Regions from separate parts of the Homo sapiens genome. Here region 1 is linked to region 2. Evidence: read pairs that join two places in POLR2A ChIA-PET (ENCODE). Cell type or tissue: MCF 10A. All regions are shown on one strand. Each heading gives the region's core, and the rest is flanking DNA. Links, peaks and the distances in the headings are about the cores only.

The links. Peaks named below come from ENCODE experiments on the same cell type or tissue, not always from the same donor. Only the 100,000 strongest peaks of a DNase experiment are listed, where the experiment ranks them.
Region 1: POLR2A ChIA-PET joins it to region 2 with 85 read pairs; 10 of 35 experiments call an interaction of 5 or more read pairs at or near these places.

Annotation. Positions count from the first base shown.
Region 1 is chr5:134,433,579-134,438,948 of GRCh38, reverse strand. It overlaps LINC02999 (long intergenic non-protein coding RNA 2999), which reads left to right and starts at 3,902. Exons shown (of 3, transcript NR_105044.1): 1 at 3,902-3,959. RefSeq lists enhancers at 1-509, 1,755-1,824, 1,925-2,114, 1,532-2,731. In MCF 10A, for the core only: no CTCF peak of the experiment used is centred there; DNase peaks (open chromatin) are centred at 468, 2,028 and 3,248.
Region 2 is chr5:134,500,611-134,505,980 of GRCh38, reverse strand. No RefSeq gene overlaps it. Among named protein-coding and RNA genes, the nearest start is that of LINC01843, 3.3 kb to the left of the region's middle. RefSeq lists an enhancer at 2,174-2,513. In MCF 10A, for the core only: no CTCF peak of the experiment used is centred there; a DNase peak (open chromatin) is centred at 2,420.

The sequences.
Region 1 (5,370 bases), core at 146-5,145, 67 kb after region 2:
CAAGAAGGATGGAAGAAGAGGGAAGACATAAGCCTGGTGCTTTGCCTTGCTGACTGCGCACTCCCAGCTGTCCTGGCTGGGACCGGCCCTTCATATGCTTACCCTACGAGCAGAGTCTCAGCACCTTCTGAGTGTGGGACTCATGCTCCAGAGGAGTAAACACCTTCTCAAACAGCAAGCCGCTGCTTGCCAACTGCCGTGGGGAGGGGGAGCCTTGCCCTTAGTGCGACCCTTCGAGGATGCTTGAGCCCAGAACCCCCACATCCTCTAATCACATCACTTTCCCTATGTCCAGGATCAAGTCCAAGCTGCATGGCCTGGTCTTCGAGTCCCTTGCTTCTCAGTCTGGTCCTAGCTATGTCTCTGGCATCATCTCCCTTACACCATGTACCCCATGGTCTAACCACTCATTTACCCCACACACGATGGATTCTGACTTGTGCATAAGCCTGGTGGCTGTTTTCCAAGTCCGCATAGCTGCCAACAATGCCTCATTTCAATGGCAGCCTCTCTGTTATTCATTGATGTCATCAGAATTGCATTACTGTAGATGCAGACACAGGCAACACCAGTGCCCATTCTAATATAGGGCCTCACCCTGCTGCTCACACCACTCCTGGGACTGCACCTGGGTGCACTTCACACAGACCACTTTCCAGAATGGTTCTCTCCACAGGAGCAGCTGCAGATCCCTCCTATCTTCCAAAAGCTCACTGCCTTGGAGATAGGACACATCATAGTATCTCTCTGCCAAAGTGACAACTACAATTATATTTTGGCCGACAGCTGGAGATGGAGAATGTACAGATAGCCAAGGCCTCATGAGTCTCCATGAATCAGCAGTTTGTGCTGCAAGTGCAGCCCATAGGTGAGGTGGGCCTATCCGGCCAGTCATCCAGGCCCTCCCTGCTGCCTATCCGGCCAGTCATCCAGGCTGCCTGCTGGCCACAGACCTCATGTTAGCACCTGGGACCCTCGGTGAAACCCTCCACTGGATGGTGACAGTTAATACCCCCAAGACCACCCCAGGACATAGAGGAGCAGAAGCATCAGGGTAGTCAACCCGGGCAAAGCCCAGCCCCAAGGGAAAGGCACTTGGTTCCTAGGCAAAGGCAGGGGCCGGTCAAGCATGGGGCTGAGATGCCCCCGGGGTGAAGTCCACTATGCTTGGCAGCCTGATATGGGGTTTGTTTGTGATGGGCAGAGGGTCTCTATTGAAGCCTCAGGGCACCACCTCCACAAGGAACCTCAGTGCCATAGACTGTGTGCAAAGGAGTGCTATCAGTACAGGGACCAAAACCCAGGAGTGAAAACAACTTCAACAGCAAAAGCAGCAGCAGCAGTGTCCAGTATCAAGTCTGTCCATGTGCTGGATGCTGGGCTGACCACTACTCAAATGTCACCCTTCACCGCAACCCAGTGAGGTAGGTTCTGTAATTATCCTCATTTTACCAATGAGAAAAACTGAGTCTCAGAGGGCAATTTGACTGAAGCCACGTGGCTGCAAGTGTAGAGAAAGAATCTGAACCCAGACAATCTGGCTTCAGAGCTCAGCTGGCCTCCTTATCCTGGTTTGGCCCTTTAAATCCAGTTTGGTTGTGGGAAACTGAGAGACCTCCAGGGCATTCCTCACATAGGGTGAGTTGAGTTTGGGCCTCCAAGTAGACTTTGGCCTGGAAGCCAAGATGTTACTGAGGAAAATAAACAATAGCTATTTCAGGTGACAGGTGCTGGGCTGTGGAATTGTGCGGGGGGAAATGTCAAGCTGCAAGGGTTTCCTCATTGTAAATTTTTGTATGTTCAGCAGAACAAGCGTCATCAGAAAGCTGCTCTGTTGCCAGCGTCGCCCCTGGAGACAGAGGGCAGGAGCAGGAAGTGTCCTTTCTCTGTGACCGCAGGTCCTCTCGGGGCTTACCTCTTACTCAGCCCTGCCCTGGGTTCCAGCCGAGGCCTCTCGGGGGGTGGGCAGACGTTCTTGGAGTGCTCCCAGGCGTGCTGCTGCCCTTTGCAGGCTCCTTGTCAGGGTAGAACCGGCCTGTCCTCACATCCTGCCCAAACACATGCAGACTAGGATGCAGCAGGCTAGCAGCTCTGCTCAACACGCCTCCAAATGGGTGTGAAAGGCCGGCGGGGCTGGGGACGCAGGAGTGTTCATATTTTCAAGTGGCTGCTGCCCATGAATCACCAACTTCATTTTGTGCTCTCAGCTCTGCGAAGGCATCATTTCCACCCAGACTCACATGGAGCTGGCGGCCAGAGCCTCTTAGTGGGGCTATAAATAGCAGATCATCAACTCACCTCCTCTGAGCTCATCACAGGCTCCTCGGTTTACTGTGCGTCTTCCAGCTGCCTGCACGTCACTGTCACTCAGATTTCCCAGATGAAACCTGGCTGAGAGACTCAGGGCATGCTTTAGGTGGCTGCAGGGTTTTGGTTTCCAGAGCTGTTTAGGGTGACAGTGAGTGCAACAGCAGACTTTTGAAGCACTTGACATTTAAGACGTCATCATTATAATCTCAGGTCTCTGTGCTCCTCTCCAATTAAATGCAGTAGGAAGGGTCTGTCATTTCTCTATGAGTCCTAGAAACCAAAGGCAAAGGACTCACCAAACACACACCCAGAGAAAGCCATACGGAATGGGTAGCAGCAAATGAAAGGCTTCATGCTGGCTGGGCATGGTGGCTCACACCTGTAATCCCAGCACTTTGGGAGGCTGAGGCCGGTGGATCACTTGAGGTCAGGAGTTCAAGACCAGCCTGGCCAACATGGTGAAACCCCATCTCTCTTAAAATACAAAATATTAGCTGGGCGTGGTGGCGTGCATCTGTAAGCTCAGCTACTCGGGAGGCTGAAGCACAACAATCGCTTGAACCTGGGAGGCAGAGGTTGCAGTGAGCCAAAATCATGCCACTGCACTCCAGCCTGGGCAACAGAGCAAAACTCTGTATAAAAAAAAAAAAAGGCTTCATGTCTTCCTGTGGACTTTCTTCCTTGCACTCTGAATGAAATACTTTATGGCTCCCTGGCTTCAGAAGTGAGATTGCATTTTTTAGTATTACCCTTAGAGCTTCCATACAGAGTCTCTCCTTGTGTCAGGCACTGTGTCCAGCCTCTGCATGCAGCATCTCATCGAGTCACCACAAAGCCATATTGAGTTAACTGCTGGCAACATTTTCTTTCTATAGGTGAGGAGGCTGTTGCTCACAGAGGACAGGTGACTCAGCCAGAGCCACAGAGTCAGGATTTCAATCCAGGGCTGCTGGATTACAGAGCCCAGTCTCTGAATCACCAGCCTTTCTGACTCCTGCAGAAGAGGGCTATGTTTGTGTCCATGCATGTGCCTACGTATCTTTGACTGAGAGATGTGAATGACAGTTTCCCTTCCCAGTTCCACATACTCCATGACTGTAAGTAGGAGCCAGGTGCTCACAGATTCACCATCCCCCAAGTCCCAGGCCCCTTTGTCACCTGGAATGTCCCATGTCATCATCTCCCAAATCTGATTTTCTTCTAAGGTTGCCTTGCAGGCCGGGCACCAGTCTCCAGGCAGCTCTCCTGGCCCAGTTTGATGGTCTTCTTCATGTTTTCCTCCCTTCAGCCCCTTAAACAGGCAGAGGCCAGGTGGGGCTCGCCTCAGGGTAGCATCCCCATCTATTTCCCCTCTCTCCCTAGACTCCCAGCCCCATATTTGGGGTCTGGTCCCCTTTAGCAGCCTGTCACAATGACCTCTGCACCTGTGGAATGTTTTGAGAATGCAGATTCCTAGTTCCCTCCCCAAACCACCTGAAACAAAATCTTGAAGGGCAGAGGCTGGGGTGTGGATTTTTTTTTTTGAGACGGAGTTTTGCTCTCCTTGCCCAGGCTGGAGTGCAATGGCACAATCTCGGCTCACCGCGACCTCCACCTCCCGGGTTCAAGTGATTCTTCTGCCTCAGCCTCACGAGTAGCTGGGATTACAGGCATGTGCCACCACGCCTGGCTAATTTTGTATTTTTAGCAGAGATAGGGTTTCTCCATGTTGGTCAGGTTGGTCTCAAACTCCCGACCTCAGATAATCCACCCGCCTCGGCCTCTCAAAGTGCTGGGATTACAGGCGTGAGCCACTGTGCCTGGCCTGGGGTGTGGATTTTTACAAAGGTCTCCCAGTGATCTGATCTAGAGCCCCCTGGACTCTAGCCTCTCCCTCTCTGAACCTTCTGAGCTACAGCTATCAACTTAATTTTCCTTTTTTTTTTTCTTTTGACACAGGGTCTCACTCTGTTGCCCAGGCTGGAGTGCAGTGGCGCAATCTCAGTTCACTGCAACTTCCGTTCCCTGCAACCTCCAGCTCCCGCGTTCAAGCGATTCTCCTGCCTCGGCCTCCCAAGTAGCTGGGACTACAGGTGCCTGCCACCACACCCAGCTAATTTTTGTATTTTTATTTATTTATTTTTCTGAGACAGGGTCTCGCTCTGTCACCCAGGCTGGAGTGCAGTGGTGCAATCTTGGCTCACTGTAACCTCTGCCTCCTGAGTTCAAGCAATTCTCCTGCCGCAGCTTCCCAAGTAACTGGGACTACAGGCGCCTAACACTACGCACGACTAATTTTTGTATTTTTAGTAGAGATGGGGTTTGGCCATGTTGGCCAGGCTGGTTTTGAACTCCTGACCTCAGGTGATCCACCTGCCTCGGCCTCCTAAAGTGCTGGGATAACAGGTGTGAGCCACTCCTCCCGGCCAACTTAATTTTCTGAAAGCACAGTTTGTCTCATGTTACTCTCCTGCTCAAAATCCTTGGGTGGCTCCCAATGCCTGCAGAAAAATCCAAAGACCTTGGTGTGGCATTCAAAGCCCTATCCATCTGGTCTACTCACTCGTCTGCTAACTTTTCCCTGTCACGGGCTCCCAGCCTGGCTTTCCCGCCTTAGCTTGTCTGGACTTTCTGTATCAGGGCACAGTGGAGCACACTGAAATGGCAGCAATCCTTCCCTAAGACTGTGAGCCCTTCTATAAGAGGAATGACTGCTAAAGTGTCCTCATAATTTGAGAGCCTTGTGTGCAGCTTTACATGAGGGGGTTTTGTGTGGCCTGCAGATGAAAGGAGATCCACCAGCAGATGCAACACAATAGCACTAATGTGTCAACACAGGAGAGTAGAGAAGTGGGGCTCATGCTGAATTCCAAAGAGATGATATTTCAGCGTTCCCCTTGCTTTTTATTCATGCACAGGAGATGGACCAGACCTTCAAGCACTGGGGCAAGGGCCGTGCTGCCAAGCGCCTCTCCAGCTTTTCCATCCCCATTCCAAAACAAAAGCAGAGAGACATATTTGGGTCTGGTTGCTGTTGTTCAAAAGGTCAAGAGTGTTTTACCGATACCATTAAACAATGTG
Region 2 (5,370 bases), core at 103-5,102:
GCTGTCCCAAATAGTCAGATAATGGAAGCCAAATGTCTGCAACCATGATTTGGCTCCTGGGCCTAGCTGTTCAGTGCAGACCCAGTGAGGGGCCTCAGCCCTGCACCCAGCTTCCAGGCCCCCACCTCTACCTCAAGATATCAGTGCAGGCCCAGTCCTAGTAGGTCCTCTGGCTAATGAAGCCTCCTGGAGCCCATAGCCCTACCAATTCCAGTTAGAGCCCACATAGCAGACAGAACAAGATGCTTTTTTTTTTTTTTTAAATGGAGTTTCCCTCTGTTTCCCAGGCTGGAGTGCCATGGTGCGATCTCGGCTCACTGCAACCTCCGCCTCCTGGGTTCAGGTGATTCTCCTGCCTCAGCCTCCCAAGTAGCTGGGATTACAGGTGCCTGCCACCACACCTGGCTAATTTTTTTTTTTTTTAGTAGAGACGAGGTTTCACTGTGTTGGCCAGGGTGGTTTCGAACTCCTGACCTCAAGTGATCCACCTGCCTCAGCCTCCCAAAGTGCTGGGATTACAGGCGTGAGCCACCGTGCCCAGCACAAGATGCTTTTCTTTTCTTTTCTTTTTCTTTTTTTCTTTTTTTAAGACTATGTCTCGCACTGTCACCCAGGCTGGAATGCAGTGGCACGATCTCGGCTCACTGCAACCTCTGCCTCCCAAGTTCAAGCGATTCTCCTGCCTCAGCCCCCAAAGTAGCTGGGATTACAAGCACATGCCACCACACCCGGCTAGTTTTTTGTATTTTTAGTAGAAAAGGGGTTTCACTCTGTTGGCCAGGCTTGTCTCACTCCTGACCTCGTGATCCGCCCGCCTCGGCTTCCCAAAGTGCTGCTGGGATTTCAGGCGTGAGCCACCGTGCCCAGCCTACAAGATGCTTTTTAAATTAAGGGCTTCATGAAGAATTTCGTGGTTCCCCAGAAAGTGTAAGGAATGTTTAGGGTTTGGCTAAGCCTGGCTTTGAACCTGATGCTAATAGGGGAGAAGGCATCTTTAGACCTGACCTGAATCCAAGTCAGGGGTCCAGTCAGTTGCCTGGCACAGCTGGGTTGGTCTCTTTTCTCAGAGACATCTATCGGCTGTGTTACTGAGGACAGCAAGTTGAGGGTTGCCCCCACCCCAGGAGCACAGCCCATCACTGGCCCTATTGGCCCTTCATAGGCGTGGTCCTCTGCTAAGGATGGTTAAATTCTGCCAAGCTCCCATCGTCCCCCCCGTCAAAGGGGAAGAGGGACATTATGCATGGTGCAGCATGGGGCTTGTGGTCCTCTGTCTGAACCTTGAGCATGGCACCCATGCTGGGTTGGGGAGGTACATACAGAGACACCCAGGGGCATCCTTGGAGAAGGGCTGTCTTTGCTCGGAAAGTAAATGCTCATTTCTGCTCTGTAGCAAAATCCTGCTATGTATCCAATTTCCTCCTCAAGCCCTCGACAGATTTTCCAAATGGTCTCGAGGGGTTCAGCATTCAGACTGTAGGTAGTCTGGGCTTTGCTGGGCTTAGGGACTGTGTCCTCATGATCCCTGGTCTGGGAACATGGTCTCCAAGCCTAGCAAACCCCAGACTTCTTAGTATTCTCTGGATGTCCCTATGCAGCACCAGGAAGAAAGAACAATTTCTCCCCCGACCCTACTCTAGACTTCTCTGCCAGTCTCATCCCTCCCTTGCTACCTGTGGGCTTCCTGAGCCCTCAACCCTCAAAGCCACAGTCTAACACAGTTAGAGTTAATGCCAACTGCACCTCATGGTAGCTGTGTGACCTTGGGCAAGGTACTTATCCTCTCTGGGCTCCATTTGCCTTCCCCATAAAATGAAAATGATGATAATCCTTAACTGAAAGAGTCATTGTGAGGATCAGATGAGATCATTGAAAGGCTGGCACGTCGTCAGTGCTTAATAAACAACAGGTGGTATGGTTATCATTGTCATCTGTGGATAACTGTCTTTAACCTGGACCTCCTTTTCTGCCCCTCTCCTCCATCTCCCTAAATCCAGACTTGTCACCTTCCTAAAGCCCCTGTGGCCAGAACTGGGGTGGCTGGTCAGGTCCTTCTCCCAGGCAGGCAGGAGGCAGGGAAGTGTGTCTGAGCAGCCTGCATCCCTGGTAGAAAAGATAAAACGGGTCTTCGGAAGCCGGGGTGCTCCCACTTTGGTCATCATTCATACTCCTAATTTAAGAGGATTTCAAGAATCAGCATTTCTGTGGTAGAAGCCAAAGCCAAAATACAGAGAGCGCGAGAGAGTCATTGAAGGCCACAAAGCAAGTCCAGGCCAGAGCAGGGTGAGAGTCTTGGTCAACCTAACATCCAGCGCTCCTCCCCATCTGACTCAACAGCTCTCATTTCTCTAGAAGCCTCATTCTGAAGCTTTCCTGTTCAGAGAAAGCAGCAAACAAAGCGCAGAGCCAGCCCCCTGGGCCTGGAGCCCTGAGCTCCCTGGGCAGACCCACAGGCTGACAGAGACGTTACCGGAGTTGATGATTCAACTTCCTGCCTTTTGAGAGCTCCCAGACCACAGAGGTTTTCCTGCATGGAGGAGGGGGCATCTCCTTGCAGAGGGCCAGCCCCAATGGGACAAGGCCCTACCACAAACCACAAGGACAAGGCAATGCCTGGAGGGGGCCCTGGGGGCCACACCTGAACCCTGGCCAGCTGGCTCCTGAAGCCTGGCCCTCTCTGGGTTAATGATTACTACCTAGGGTGACCAACTGTTCTGTCCTGGTTTGCCTGGGACTGTACTGGTTTTAGCACCAAAAAATCTAAAGCCTAGGAAACCCCCATTCCTGAGCAAACCAAACAGTTCGCCATTCATACCACCCGTATGGTAGGACAGGACTTACAGCCTCAGTGATTATGGGGAATCTGAGCCCCAGGATGGCACATTCTACAACAGAGAATTGGCCAACTGTGGCCTGAAGGCCAATTCTGGCCCACTACCCATTTTTGTATAGCCCATGAGCTAAGAATAGTTCTTACTTTTTTTTTTTTGAGACGGAGTCTCACTCTATTGCCCAGGTTGGAATGCAGTGGCACAATCTCGGCTCACTGCAGCCTCCGCCTCCCGGGTTCAAGCGATTCTTCTGCCTCAGCCTCCCGAGTAGCTGGGATTACAGGCATGGACCAAAATGCCTGGCTAATTTTTGTATTTTTAGTAGAGACAGGATTTCACCATGTTGGCCAGGCTGGTCTCAAACTCCTGACCTCAAGTGATCCGCCTGCCTCGGCCTCCCAAAATGTTGAGATTACAGGTGTGAGCCACCGCGCTCAGCCAGATATGTAAAAATTATGTGAAATTCAAATTTCAGCGTCCATAAATAAAGGAATACAGCCACACCTGTTCATTTACATGTTTCCTCTGGCAGCTTTCACATTATAAGGCAGAGTTGAGGAGCTGCAGCAGAGAATCTATGGGCCTATGGACTTCAAAGCCAAAAAGATCTACCATCTGACCCTTTACAGAAACAGTTTGCTGACCCCTATTCTAGAGGCATGCAAAGGGTGGGTGGGTGTGAGTAGGCAGTGATGCTTTTGTGAAGAAACTCAGGACTGGGGAAGGAGAGGGAGATTAGAGGAGTGGGCGTGATAGCACAGCACTTATCCAAGATTCAGCAGATTAGCTGTGAGGCAGGGACTAGGCACCTATGCCTTCTAAGACTCAGTTTGCCATCTGTACGTGGGGAGAAGGCAGGGCAATAGGAAGGTATGTGCTTCTCTCTGACTTCATGGACTAGTTTTTCAAGCTGCCACTGTCCTCTCCAAGAACTCAGCCACCACCAGGGACTTCTGTGTGGCCTAGGGCAGGTCCTGCCTTCTCTGGGCCTAACCTTGAGGCCTCTCCACCCTACAGAGTAGGTTCTTACCTGGCTTTAAGGCAGACCCAGGACCGGACACTTCATTCCATCTAGACTTTCAACAAGGGTGTGGAAGTACCTACTGTGTACAAGGCACTCTTAGGGCCCTCTGGCATTGAATGGTCCAGTGAATACCTCTTTGCCTTTCATCCAGACATTTGGGTGAGGAGCTCTCCTCCCTGAGACATGGTGCAGGTGGGGCCATTAACTCCTGCCTTCCCACCCCCACTCAGGTGAACATCACTGGAAACTTCTCAAGTGCCAAGCCATGCCCTGAGGGTTGCTGAGCTTGGCCAGCAGGAAGCTGACAATCTGGGAGAGCTCAAACAATGTAGAAAGACACTGGTGAAACTGGGATCCAATGCCCAGCCTAAAGTGGGCCCAATTCAGCTCCTCCACCCACCCCTGCCTACAGCCTACAATAAGATGCTCTCTCCTTTTTATTCTAGAGGGCTAAGGAAGGGGTTTATCTGAGCAGATCAAGGTTCTCGGAAGGCTTGTGGGGAGCCAACCTCAGCTCAACATAGACAGTGGTCTCTTTGGTCCGCTCAGGCAGGGCTAGAGCCATCCCTTTGCAGAGCTTCTGTGTGCCCAGTGACACTCTCAGCCCCTCCTGGGGACACTCATCCTACTAAGCCACCTCCCTCTTTTCCTCTGTCCCCACAGCTCTGGTTGCTGACATCAGGTTTTAGGACTTTGGAAAACCTAGTAACTAAGGATCAGCAGAAGATACCACCGAAAGAGATGCTCAGTTTCCAAGCTCTCCCTGGAATTCTCTCATGCAGTAGCGTCAGCAGGTTTAGCTATTTACTTATTTAATTATTTATTTATTAGACCGAGTCTCGCTCTGTCACGCAGGCTGGAGTGCAATGGTGTCATCTCGGCTCACTGCAGCCTCCGCTTCCCAGGTTCAAGCAATTCTCCCGCCTCAGGCTCCTGAATAGCTGGGATTACAGGCAACCGCCATGATGCCCGACTAATTTTTTTCTATTTTTAGTAGAGACAGAGTTACACCATGTTGGCCAGGCTGGTCTCAAACTCCTGACCTCAGGTGATCCGCCCACTTGGCCTCTCAAAGTGCTGTGATTACAGACGTAAGCCACCAAGCCTGGCCGCTATTTATTTTCTTAAGTAAACTTTTGTGTTGAAGTATAATATACAGTCATGTGCTGCACAATGATGTTGCAGTCAACAACAGACCAGATTATAATGGAATTGAAAAATTTATATTGTCTAGTGACATCATAGCTGTGGTAATGTCATAGTGCCACACATTACTCACATAGTTGTAGTCATGCTGGTCTAAACAAACCTACTACACTGCAGTCGTGTAAAAGTATAGCACATACAATCATGTACGGTACATAATACTTGATAATAAGCGACTACGTGACTGGTTTATGTATTTGCTATACCATACTTTTTATCATTATTTTAGAGTATACTCCTACTTACTAAAAAAGTTAATTGTCCAGGCGCGGAGGCTCACGCCTGTAATCCCAGCACTTCGGGAGGCCG